Linked DNA regions of Mus musculus: region 2 is linked to region 1. Evidence: chromatin contacts called from ENCODE Hi-C or POLR2A ChIA-PET data. All regions are on one chromosome and are shown on one strand. The core of a region is the stretch at or near the end of the contact, and the rest is flanking DNA. Distances in the headings are between cores, read along the strand shown.

Evidence for each region. Hi-C counts contacts between places; a loop is a spot of excess contacts on that map. ChIA-PET counts read pairs that join two places held with the same protein, here RNA polymerase II (POLR2A).
Region 2: POLR2A ChIA-PET joins it to region 1 with 13 read pairs in embryonic stem cell. The contact joins the promoter of Tmtc1 here to the promoter of Caprin2 in region 1. A Hi-C loop is called at or near these places in 1 of 37 maps with a recorded cell type or tissue (T-helper 17 cell). POLR2A ChIA-PET finds 5 or more read pairs at or near these places in 2 of 5 experiments (both embryonic stem cell).

What each region holds. Positions count from the first base shown.
Region 1 is chr6:148,892,188-148,898,471 of GRCm38, reverse strand. It overlaps Caprin2 (caprin family member 2), which reads left to right and starts at 2,235. Exons shown (of 19, transcript NM_181541.4): 1 at 2,235-2,454; 2 at 3,316-3,535. The coding sequence starts at 3,359.
Region 2 is chr6:148,440,463-148,446,271 of GRCm38, reverse strand. It overlaps Tmtc1 (transmembrane and tetratricopeptide repeat containing 1), which reads left to right and starts at 1,920. Exons shown (of 20, transcript NM_198967.5): 1 at 1,920-2,371. The coding sequence starts at 2,073.

The DNA.
Region 1 (6,284 bases), core at 986-3,485:
GATCTCTGGAAGAGCAGTCAGTGCTCTTAACCGATGAGCCATCTCTCCAGCCCTATTTTAAAATTCATATTTACAATTCTGTTGTGCTGACGATGGAATCCTAGGCCTCATACATGCTAGGCAGGCAATCTACCACTGTACCCCACCCTCACTCCCGTGAGCCCCTCTCTTCTGTTTGTTGTTTTGTACCTAAGTGGTACAAGCTGGTCTAGATCTCGTGATCCTCCTGCCTCGGCTGCTGAAGAGCTGGCATGAAAAGTTGAGAGTTTTTCCCAATTCATTCTCCTTTTTTGTGTGTGTATGTCATTCTCCTTTTTTAATTTTCAGAAAACACTGCTGCAACATTATTGTGGGGGTATTCTCTTACTAGTGTTATTACAAGCTTATACAAACTATACCCTTATTGCAACTGAAATTTAATTATTTGTGCTTTTGTATTTTCTCTTGATTCAGCCTATGTCCCATGTTATTAAATAAATTAACAGATTTATTAGCAATTCTCCCATTGAGTAGTTAGGATTATATCTCAATCTAATGGCCCAAATGATAGTTATGGTAAATCTGGAGATTCAGGCTATCCTCAGACTTATAATCTTCCTGCCTCGGCCTCTTGAGTGCTGGGAGTTGTGTGCCTGTAAAGGTATGTGCCACAACCCCTGGTTGGAAATATTATTTTTGGGTTCATTATTAGCATAGGCCAACAAAGGCATATGCAAATATAAATGTGTCAGTTCAGTTATCTGAAGGTGTGCTCATCACAGGCTTCATGGCCACTCTGTGTGGCAAAAGGTAAGTCTATTGGTCAGTTCAGCAGCCTGTTCTTTCTCTAGTTATAAATGAGGAAAACAGACAACATAGTGTTTGTCTAATATTCAAGTTGCAGGTATAGTTCAGAGATTCAAAGCTAAAATACAACATTAAAGAACATAATAGGACAGGGAGGAGAGATGACTCAGTGGTTAAGAGCACTGGCTGCTCTTCCACAGGCCCTCCCTGGGCTCAATTCCCTGCACCCACGTGGTGGTTCACAACTGTTTATAACTCCAGTTCCAGGGTATCCAACACCCTTTTCTGACCTACAGCAGGAACCAGGCAACCATGTACATAAACATACATGCAGGTAAACATGTAATAGGTAACAAGAAGTGCCAAAGCCAAGGTGATTTTTGGGTGGTCTTGTCCAGACTTTCCATTTATTTACTTGATTATGCTTTTGACTGCCCTGTTCTAAATAATTACCCTTGCCTCAAGGATAGGACTTAAAACCAATTCTATTTGGTAAAATACTTGGGCACAAGTTTTAATTTATTAACTTTATTATTTTATTTAGTTTATGAGGTAGTGTTTTTTGTTTAGGTCTGTTCCTGCCTCCCTGGTATTAGGGAGTAATCTACCCCTAAAACCTCATTTGATACAGGAACTACCACCAGTCCTTCAGAAGCTGACATTCTTCCTGTTTTCTGTTAACTTTATGCAACCCAACAAATAACTTTTTTTTGTTGTTGTTTTTTTTTTCTTTTTTTCGAGACAGGGTTTCTCTGTGTAGCCCTGGCTGTCCTGGAACTCACGCTGTAGACCAGGCTGGCCTCGAACTCAGAAATCTGCCTGCCTCTGCCTCCCGAGTGCTGGGATTAAAGGCGTGCGCCACCACTGCCCGGCCCAACAAATAATTTTAACAACTCTTTTAGTGCCAATGAAATGAATTGCTTCATAGCGACACATAGCCTTGGCGCATACCCTCCTACTACAAAGGCTGCAGTCATCTACTCTGCTGCTCTTACAGGCTGAGTCCTCTGACTCATTCTACAATGAAAAATCATCTGTGGGGCAAGGGTGCTCTTGTATTTTAGAAGTGCCCATTTAAACCATTAGAGCCTGAAGGCTGGCTTATCTGGTCATTCTGCGCAGGACTTGCTGCCTCTTTTCCAAGAATTGAAATCATCTGCACCAGTGCTGGCTGAAACAAGCGGGCCCATCCATGCTACCAGGTGCAGTATCTCACACCAGCCTCAGGCGCAACAGAGAAGCGCAGGGAAGGTACGCGCCAAGCGCAGGCTTGCAGAGAGGGGCACCGGAAAGGACCTGTCCCTCGCAGGTCCCGGGTACCGGAAAAGGGCGGACTGTGGTGGTCTAGCGCACGAGAGGGGAGTGGGAGGGGACACCGGAAGGCGAAGCCTCCGAGGGGAGCTCGCGTGCTAGAGGGCGGGGCAGAGGACCGGAAATAGGCGGGATTTGGGCGTGGTCGCGCCGTGCGCGGCCTACATAAGTTGCGCGCGCCTTGAGGGGGACAGCTTGGGCGCGAGCAGCGGAGTTGGCTGGGTGCACTGTCGGCGGTGGCCGCAGGCTAAGCTGAGGCGGGAGGAAGGGACGCGGGGGGAGAAGGGAGTGCGGGGTGGAGTTCGCCCACTTTGCAGCGCGCAGGACTCCCGCGCGCTTTCGGAGGCAGCCGGGGAGGTGAAGCAGGACGGCGGCGGGGTGGGTGGGTCTGCGCGGCCGCGGCGGGGTGGAGAAGCGTGGTGCCCCAGCATTCTGGGGTCGGGCTTCTCAGCGGCTTTGCAGAGCGCTCTGCGTCTGGTGGGCTGCGTGGGCCCTTAGACTGTGACCCTGACTGGGGCTCCTCTACTCGGGCCCTTGGGGCACTTGAACGAGCAATGGTGTCCAGGGGCTGTCTAGCTCTGGTCTTGCTCCTTACGGGCAGGATTTCTGAATAGAGTTGAAGTGTCCGACTCCTTGGTTTCCCGGTTCCTTGGTGCGGGTAGCGGAAGGCTTGCCAGTATAGGAGTGAGTGATTGTGAGTTACTGTAAACACAACTGGAAGCCACCTCGGCGTACAGTTTGTGAGACTTGGCAGCAGTGTCCAGGGGGATGCACTTGGTTAGGTCCTGGACAGTCAAAGAGTGTTGTCATTTAGTACAAGAAACTTGGTTCACGTAGACTTTGAGATAGCTTGAAGTTGTGGCTGCAACCCTCACCCTCCGCCCCCGACCATAGAAATTATTCAGAATGAGATCAGAAGCCTTCCGCTTGCTTAGCAGTTCTCCATGTGGGGAATAGAACTTCTGGAAACATTCCTATAGTGTAAATTTTGCCTACGTATAGACTGTCTTTATTGGCTATTGCTTGTGTCAATTAACCTTAGTAGGGGAGTGGAAGTACGCTGTCTGAATCAACGTTATGTTTTGACTTCATTTCATTTTAAAGAAGCTCCTCGTTGTGCACCTTTAGTTTACATTGGTACTTAACTCCTCCTGCCCCCATCCTTTAGCCTCATCTGTTTCAGTGGTGCAACTCTCTCCATCCCTTTTCGGTTACCAGTCACCTTCAGGCCGGCCATTCAGAGGAGGGAAAAGTGGGAAGTATGAAGTCAGCCAAGTCCCAAGTGAACCAGGATCAGCAAGGGGAAAACCAGCGGGCTCTGAGCCCCCTGCAGTCTACTCTCAGTTCTGCTGCATCTCCTTCCCAGGCATATGAAACCTATATTGATAATGGACTTATATGCCTTAAACACAAAATTAGGAACATCGAGAAGAAGAAGGTAACCTTTCTACCCCTCCCATCCCTGAGTGTGCATTACCATAAGCCAGGTTAAGGATTCGACATTCTTTATATCAGAGAACATAGATCTTCTTGCAAGTTTAATCGACCTTGAGACTTAGTTGCCTGGGAACAATTAAGCATCCAGGCTAAATGTTTGCTCTGTTTGCCGACACAGCTGAATAACTATTCTTCACACATTGCTTTTGAAATATTTGAAGAGTTGGCTATTATAGGTCTGATGCATTTCTTGAGTTATATTATTGTAGCTTAGATAAGGAATAGCTTGATAGTTTAGTTCGTTTTCCTTGTGACTGTAGCAAGTGATACAGCAGTATGGCTGCTGCAGTCTCTGGAAGCATTTTACCATGAGCCAGAAAGTGTTTCAGCATTTATTATTTTTCCCCACTGCTAGATACCAGTTTAAGATTGGTGAAAGTATTGTAGACAGCTTTGTAAAGAGACTTGGATTCTTACTAGCCTAACATCACAGTTAGTTGTATGGTAAAGATTAGATAATTTCTTACTTCCTGAGTCATTTAGCCTGTGATCCAGTCATCCCAGTTCTTTGGGATGCATTGTTGGGTCGAGATTCTCATCTGCATTTGACAGATAAAGCTGAATAAGTATCTGGATCTATATTGTGCTGAAAACCTAGTAAAACCTTAGGAAGGTTGTTTTGTTTTTGTTTTTTGAGTCAGGGTTTCTCTCTAGACCAGGCTGGTCTCAAACTCATAGAGATCTGTCTATGCCTCCTGAGTGCTGGGAATAAAGAGGCAAGCCACCACCGCCTGGCAGGTAGGTTTTTTGTTTTTGATTTTATAGTGGAGAGGTATATGTACTTCCCTTGCTTTGGAAATTAGTGCTGAAGCCCTGGCTGGTAGTTGTTTCTGTTTATCTTTTTCCATACATCTTTGGCATTTGATTACTAAGTTGTTCCTGGGTCAGCACAAGTTCCTTAGCTCTGAGAACTAGTCAGTGCAAGGTCTATTAGTGGAAATTCATTGATGTTTTTCCTCAGAGCAGAAATATGTGTATTCCTGTATTATCCAGCCTAGTACCACCTCTTTAATTCTGAATGCCTGTATGCTAGACCAGTGCCTTTGTTTTCACCTTCTAGGAAAGCATTTTAAGACTGAAAACCAGTATAGGAAGAATCTGCAAAATGCTTGTGGTATAGTATAGTGGTTTATGTCATGAATTTGTGGCTAATAGATGAATTTTATTTTTATGAGTTTTATTTTTAAATTTATGTTTTTATTTTATGTGCATTGGTGTTTGCATATATGTCTGTGATGGTGTCAGATCCAGGAGTTTCAGACAATTGTGAGCTGCCATATGGGTGCTGGGAATTGAACCTGGGGTCCTCTGAAACAGCAGTCAGCACTCTTAACTGCTGAGTCTCCCTAGCCCATTTTATATATTTTCTTTTTTTTTTCTTTCTTTTTTTTTTTTTTTTTTTTTTGGCTTTTTGAGACAGGGTTTCTCTGTATAGCTCTGGCTGTCCTGGAACTCACTCTGTAGACCAGGCTGGCCTGGAACTCAGAAATCCGCCTGCCTCTGCCTCCCGAGTGCTGGGATTAAAGGCATGCGCCACCATGCCCGGCTTGTATATTTTCTTAACTAGAAAATTTTGTATGAAAGATAGCTTTACATTTTGGCACTACTGTTCTAAAGTTAACTGTTATGAATATGCCACACAGTTCAACAGGTAATAATAGTATATGCAAGCATGAGCTAATGTAGATAAGCTAGCCAGCTATGATGCCTCTGATGTTTTGTGCTAGATAGTTGTTCTCAACCTTCCTAATGCTGAGGCCCTTTAATAGAGTTCCTCAAGCCGGGCGTGGTGGTGCATGCCTTTAATCCCAGCACTCGGGAGGCAGAGGCAGGTGGATTTCTAAGTTCAAGGCCAGCCTGGTCTACAAAGTGAGTTCCAGGACAGCCAGGACTGCACAGAGAAACCCTGTCTCAAAAAACAAAACAAAACAAAAAAAAAATTTCCTCATGTTGTAGTGACCCTTCCATCCTAAAATTATTTTATTGCTACTTAATAACTAATTTTGCTACTGTTATGAATCATAATGTAAATATCTAAGATAAAGGATATCTGATAAGTGACCTCAAAGGGGTCAGGACTCACAGGTTGAGAACCACTGTGCTAGATCATTTCTGGCTGTCCTGAGTATTGTGGGATGTTTATCAACAACCTTGGTGTCTGCCTAAAAAATACTACAAGCACTGTCTACCTCCCCTAGACTCTGCAATTTGTGATAACTTCAACTATTTCTGGGAATAAATTACCTTGATTGAGTACCTCTAGTTTGGGGCATATGATTGACTTAAAACCCTACTTAAGAAGATTTAATATAAAAAGAGGAAAAATTCAGGCTGTTGAAATGACTTTATGGTCATTGGTAAAGCTGCTTCCTATACAAACCTGATGACCTGAGTTCAGTCCCAGGATTCTGCAGTGGAAGGAGATCATTAACTCCCAAAAGTCCTCTGACCTCCACACATACACATACACATACACATACACATACACATACACATACACATACACATACACATACACATTCACATACACATACACATACACATACACATACACATACACATACACATACACATACACATACACATACACACAATGTTAAAAAGATTTGGGTCTGGAGAGATGGCTCAAAGGTTAAGAGTATGTATAGAAAGCTGGTCATTGTGACAAATGCTTTAATCCTAGTAAGTGG
Region 2 (5,809 bases), core at 671-3,170, 450 kb after region 1:
AAATCCATCATTTGAAGCAGACATAGTGAAAATGTCACTGATCGCTGGAGACAGCCTGCACTGAGATGCCACATACTGAACATACATGCTAAGCTTCCTGAATGCCTCTCCCTCTCTCTAGAGTCTCATCTCGGGTTCCCTTCATTAGGATCATTGTCACTGACAACTCTGACTCTGCTTCACCTAAAATCCCAAACTGCTGTGATGAGGGGAGGTGTGCCTCTTGTGAAAGAATGCTGTGAAGAAGTGTGCTTCTTGAAGTCACTCTCCTGGGTTTAGGGTATTGTCCCTAGTTAGCTCTTGTTCACCACACACACACACACACACACACACACACACACACACACACACACACAGTACTTGAGTAGCTTTGTGTCTCTACCCTTCATTAGCACAATGTGCACCAGGTAAAACCTACATCCATTTTTTTTATTACTCTGGAGGGAGCAAAGGACACAAGTGTGTGTGGTGTGTGTGTGTGTGTGTGTGTCTGTGTCTGTGTGTCTCGGTTCAGCAGTCACTGAGGGTCAGATGTTCTAAGAAAGCTGTCATTGGGACACAAGATTTCAGCTTTGCTCCTCTCTCACCAATTTTGATTCACCAAGAAAAACCAACAATAAACAAAACATCAAAAGAGGCAAGAATGGATCCTGTCTTGGACTATGTCCCTGTTAATTTGGGAACTGCTGCATTAAGTGCTCTGGTGTTTAAATTTAAGGAGCCATCGGGAGGCTCAAAGAACAAATTCTCCTTTCCATTTCAAGTTTCTTTTCTTTCTTGTCAAAAGTTTGATGTTGTTTGGCTTTTGTTTGTTTTAATGACGACTTTATTTTGAGGTTTGGGGTCTGGATGTATGAAGTCTCAGTTAATTTCAGTAATAAAGCCATGTCCATTCACAAGTGGCCTGAAAGAACCAACGGGGCTTTTCAGTATTAGGGGAAGTCAGTGTTTTTCTGGAATACCTCATTTATTTGTTGTGATTGGCATTCAAAAGTAGAACAGTTTCGAGAAAGACAGGAAGTTTCTGAGCCAGAGGCAATGCCAAGGCAGTCCATAGTTTTAATTTGTATTTAAGGGTCAAGGCAGTCTCCCAGGAGACAATAATTATTCCCAAGAGATCCAACCAGTAAAATAGCAGGTAAAGTAGCTGGGCCTGGGCAGCTGAGGTAGGGGGTACTCTAGGATTCGAGATCAGCCTGGCTTCTGTAGCCAATGCCCAGGACTGCCTGAATGTCAGCCTAAGGCAGGGTCTCAAAACCAAAACCAAAAGAAAGCCAGAAGTAATGTGTTCAGCGCCTCCTTCATTGCTTAAGAGTTTAAGGGAAAAACAAAAGGAAGAGCTTCCCATACGGAAATAAAAATCAAAACCGGGCTTATTATAAGCAGCAGCAGAAACAGCAAGGAGGCAGTTCACAGCCGGGGATGCACCCCTGGGCTTTGGGGAAAGGACTGCTGCGCGCGTTGCGTTCCCAGGACTGGGGCATAGCACCTTGGAAGACTTTAAGCCCTGCGGGTGCTGGAGCTTGTCCCCCATCTGTCCAGCTGGTTTCGAATCGCTCACGCCTCCAGGGAGAGAGGGTGTCCGGGTCCAGACTGAGTACCTGACAAGCCTGCCGATTTGCGGCCGGGAGGCGGCGGGGACCTGCCCCTCCGCAGCTGAGACCGGCTGGGGACTGGTCTGGGAAAGCAGTTGGGCGTACCCGGTGGGACCCTGGGTGGCCTTCCCGCGTGTCCCCTCAAGCCCTGCGGCGACCCGCTAAACCTGCGCGCTCTGGCTGTCCCGGACTCAGCGCCAGCTGGTAGAGGCCAGGTGTTGGGGACCTCAGGTCCCAGGATCCAGGAGGCGGAGGCGCGCAAGCGGGCATGCGCAGAGTGGGCGGAGGCGGCGGCGATGGCCCGGGGAGGCGGGGGGATCGCTGTTTATTTGCAGCTGGGCCACCGCGGCGGCAGAGCACCGGGCGCCCGGGCGGGGACAGTGGGCGTGCGATGCCTGAGCCAAGCAGGCCGCTGCGCGCCCGGGTCCCGGCCGGGGAGGATGCGCGCTGCGCGGGAGCGGCCGTGCGGGCGGTGCGATGCTGGTGACCCGCGGGGACCGCGGCGGCGGGGAGCGCGCGCCCTCGCGGCGCCCGCGCTGCGGGCTGGTTCCAGCGGGGGCCGCGGCGCTGCTAGCTGGGGCCAGCTGCCTTTGCTACGGCCGCTCGCTGCGGGGCGAGTTTGTACACGACGATGTGTGGGCGATCGTGAACAACCCCGACGTGCGGCCCGGGACACCGCTGCGCTGGGCCATCTTCGCTAACGACTTCTGGGGCAAGGGCCTGGCGGACAGCACCAGCCACAAGTCCTATCGGCCACTGTGCGTGCTGTCCTTCAGGTGAGCCTGTGCGTCCTGGGGTCTAGACGCCTCTCCTTGGAGAAGGGATGGTACGGCGGGGACACTTCTGACAGGTCCCTCGGTACCTCCTCTAGGTTGTTCTCCCCTTTCTCTCAGTTCTACCCCTGGTCTTTTAGTCATCAGCCAGATCCTCCTGGATTTATCTTGTGTTCTGGCTGTTCAGTCTGGTCCTCTAGGTTCTACGCTTTGCATCTCTGCCCTGTTCCGTTCTCCAATCTCTGCCCCAGGTCCTCTGGGCTCTATGCTTGGCGCTCCTGATTCTATCTTAAGTGTTCTCCAGGGTCTGTCCCAGGCCCTCACAACTCTAGTATTCTGTCAGCGCAGCCCCAGATTTTCTCTGAACGAGGTTCTCTCCGCTCTGCCCCGAGATCTCGTTGCTCTGGCTGGGTTCTCTCGGGTCGGACTCTGATCCTATTGCTCCAGGCTTAGTCCTGAATCCACCTGGCTCTACCTCTGGTCATTACCCGGGACAGCTTAAGGTTCTCAAGGCTTTGCTCAGGTTCTGAAGCACTACATCGTTTTCTTCTGGCTCTGTTTTGGGTACTCTCCGCGCTACTCGGGGAGATCTCTGCTCTGCCCTATATCTTCCCAGCTAAACCTAGGTTCTCCCGCGCTTCCTGGCTGCGGAGTTGGGACCGAGTTCTGCCTGCTATGTCCCCCGGGGCTTCAAGGATGGCAGACTTCTCGCTGGAGCTTTTCCTACCCGCGATTAGCGGGTTCCAGAGGGTGGCGATGCTCCAAGTTGTCAGCTTCTCCAGGGAGGTTGTACTGCTGGGCAGATGAGGAATAAAGGGACCGGACCAGGTGGCCTACGATGCTCCTGAAGCTGCTATGCTGTGGGTGTTCCAGGTAGGAGCTAGGGAGAGGTGTCAGGCACCCTACTCTGAGCACCGGGCTTTGCGTACTGGGATGCTAATAGCCTCCCTAACCCGGGCATTTCCAGCCCCAGCCTCTGCATCCCGGGTGCTGCACCCAGCCTCCGGGACCCACACTGAGAACGTGCAAGGGCGCAGAGAGCCCCTTCCCCAGCCCCGGAACCATGACTCAGCATTTCTGGTGTGAAGTAGTGGAACCGGACTGAGAGTACGCATTTGTAGGGTGGTGTATCTGCTTGAATCCTGAGGGAAAGGACGGGTTGGAACCAAACCGATGAGCTCCATCCAGTGTAACTTTGCTCCGCGTTTGAGCTGGTGTGCGTTCAGAACACAGCAGCTCACAGGGTATTAGCTCCGTATTAACTCGTTTTCAAATCTTTGCCATAGGAACCATAGTTTATGGCACTGATCTCTGGGGACAGCTGGCAAAATAACAGTTAGCGTGAGCCTTCAGGCCCAGAGCTTTGGAGAGAAAAGGAAAACCTGCAGCTGTCTTTCACGTAATTCTTTCGAATAAACTAATGTTTTAAAGACGGCGAGAAAATAACACATCTGACTCCCAAGGAGATGTTTTATAAACATTTATCTTTGGAAAGTTGTGTTAGTTTTCATCCCAAAGATAGCCTTAGCTGAAGAGTTTCTCAGCCCTTTTAATTTCCCAAGTGCTTTTTTTCTTTTTTTTAAATCATAAAACTAGGAACGCTTCTTTTTACACTGGATGGACGATAGGCGTTTTCATGGACTGGGTGAGGCTGTTGATTAATTTGAAGGTGTATAAGCTCACTGCACTCCATATGCGGACTTTTTACAGCCCTGGAGCCTACCCTGGTCCCTGGCCTGAGAACAGTTTCCATTTAAAGCGTCAGGGCTGAATGCCTGCTGCTGGAGGACGGGCATAGTAAGTGTAAGGTGCTGGCTGTCCAAGTGTTTTTAATAGTTCCTAATAGGAACTCTGCCAAGCCAGAGGAGGAGGGGCTATCCACCTCCACCTTTTATCACTAGCTTGACTTCATCGCCCCTGCCCCCACCCTGCGGAGGGGTTGGGGATAGTGATGGGGATGGGGATGGGGAATGAACAGGGCTGGCAGAATGGGGAAAAGGAAGGATATGCAACCTGTTTCTGGTGCAGTTGTCTAAGACTGTTGCTCTTTGGTTTTGGGTTTTTTTTTTTTTTTTTTTTTTTTTGGTTGTTTGGTTTCTTTCTTTCTTCCTTTCTTTCTTTTTCAACTTGTCACAAGCTAGGTTCATCTAGGAAGAGGGAAACTCAGTTGAGAAAACGATGCTCCCATCAAATTGGTTGGTAGGTAAGCTTGTGTGGGCATTTCCTGATTAATGATTGATGTGGTGTCATTCATGGGCTGAGCAAACCAGTAAGCTCAGCCCACTGTGAGTGGTGTCATTCCTGAGCTGAGCAAACCATGTTGGTTCCTGCCTTGACTTCGCTAAATGATGGGACTATGGTGCAGACCTGTAAGGTAAATAAACCTTTTTCTCCCTAGGTAGATAGATATTGTGTGTGTGTGCACGTGTGTGTTGTGTTTATCACAGCAATAGAAAGCAAATAGAGACACAGAGGAATCTCCCCCTCTTTTTCTTTTCTTTTCTTTTTTCTATTTGTTTGTTTTTGTTTCTTTGTAGACAGGGTTTCTCTGTATAGCCCTGGCTGTCCTGGAACTTACTCTGCAGACCAGGCTAGCCTCAAACTCAGAAATCCGCCTGCCTCTGCCTCCTGAGTGCTGGGATTAAAGGCCTGCACCACCACGCCCAGCCCCTCTTTTTCTTAATGGGCCAATTGAGCTGTGAGTCTACAGAGCACAGGGTGTGATTTGGAATAGTTACCTCATCTGGAAGAGAAAGCATCGCAATCCCCTCTGCTCCTTCGGTCACTTTCAGTTAGAATGGCCAACTCATCTATAGTAAATGAAGTGTGCCCCATGGTCCAGTGCAGCAGCAAGAAGCTCAAGGTCCTTGAAGACTTCAGATACTTTTAATAGTTTGTTTTTCTTTCTTTTCTTTTACCTTCTTCTTTGTTGTTGTTTGTTTCTTGAGATATGCTCTCACTCCATAGCTCGGGCTGGCTTGGGATTCACTATGTAGTCCAGGCTAGCTCTTTACTGATCATAATCCTGCCTCAGCCTCCTAAATGCTGAGATTACACATTCAGTGAGCCACCACGCCTAGTTAGATCTGCATAATTTGAACCTGCAAGAAGGGATGGAAAACTATTTTATTTGGTATGCATCAAGCATTGGCCTAGTGTCCTGGTTAGTTTTTATGTCAACTTGAAACAAATTAGAGTCATCTGTGAGGGAGATGACTTTAATTGAGAAAAGGCCTCCATAGTATCAGGCAGTAGGCAAGCCTGAAAGGCATTTTCTTAATCAGTGATTGATGTGGGAGTATGCAGCCCATTCGTGTTTCCACCTCTGGGCTAAATGGTCCTGGGTGCTAGGAAATTAACATTTCTATGAGATACCCCATCCCCTAAATTTCATCAGCTTTTGAATGCATATTTTATTTATCTTGGTGTATATTTAGTTCT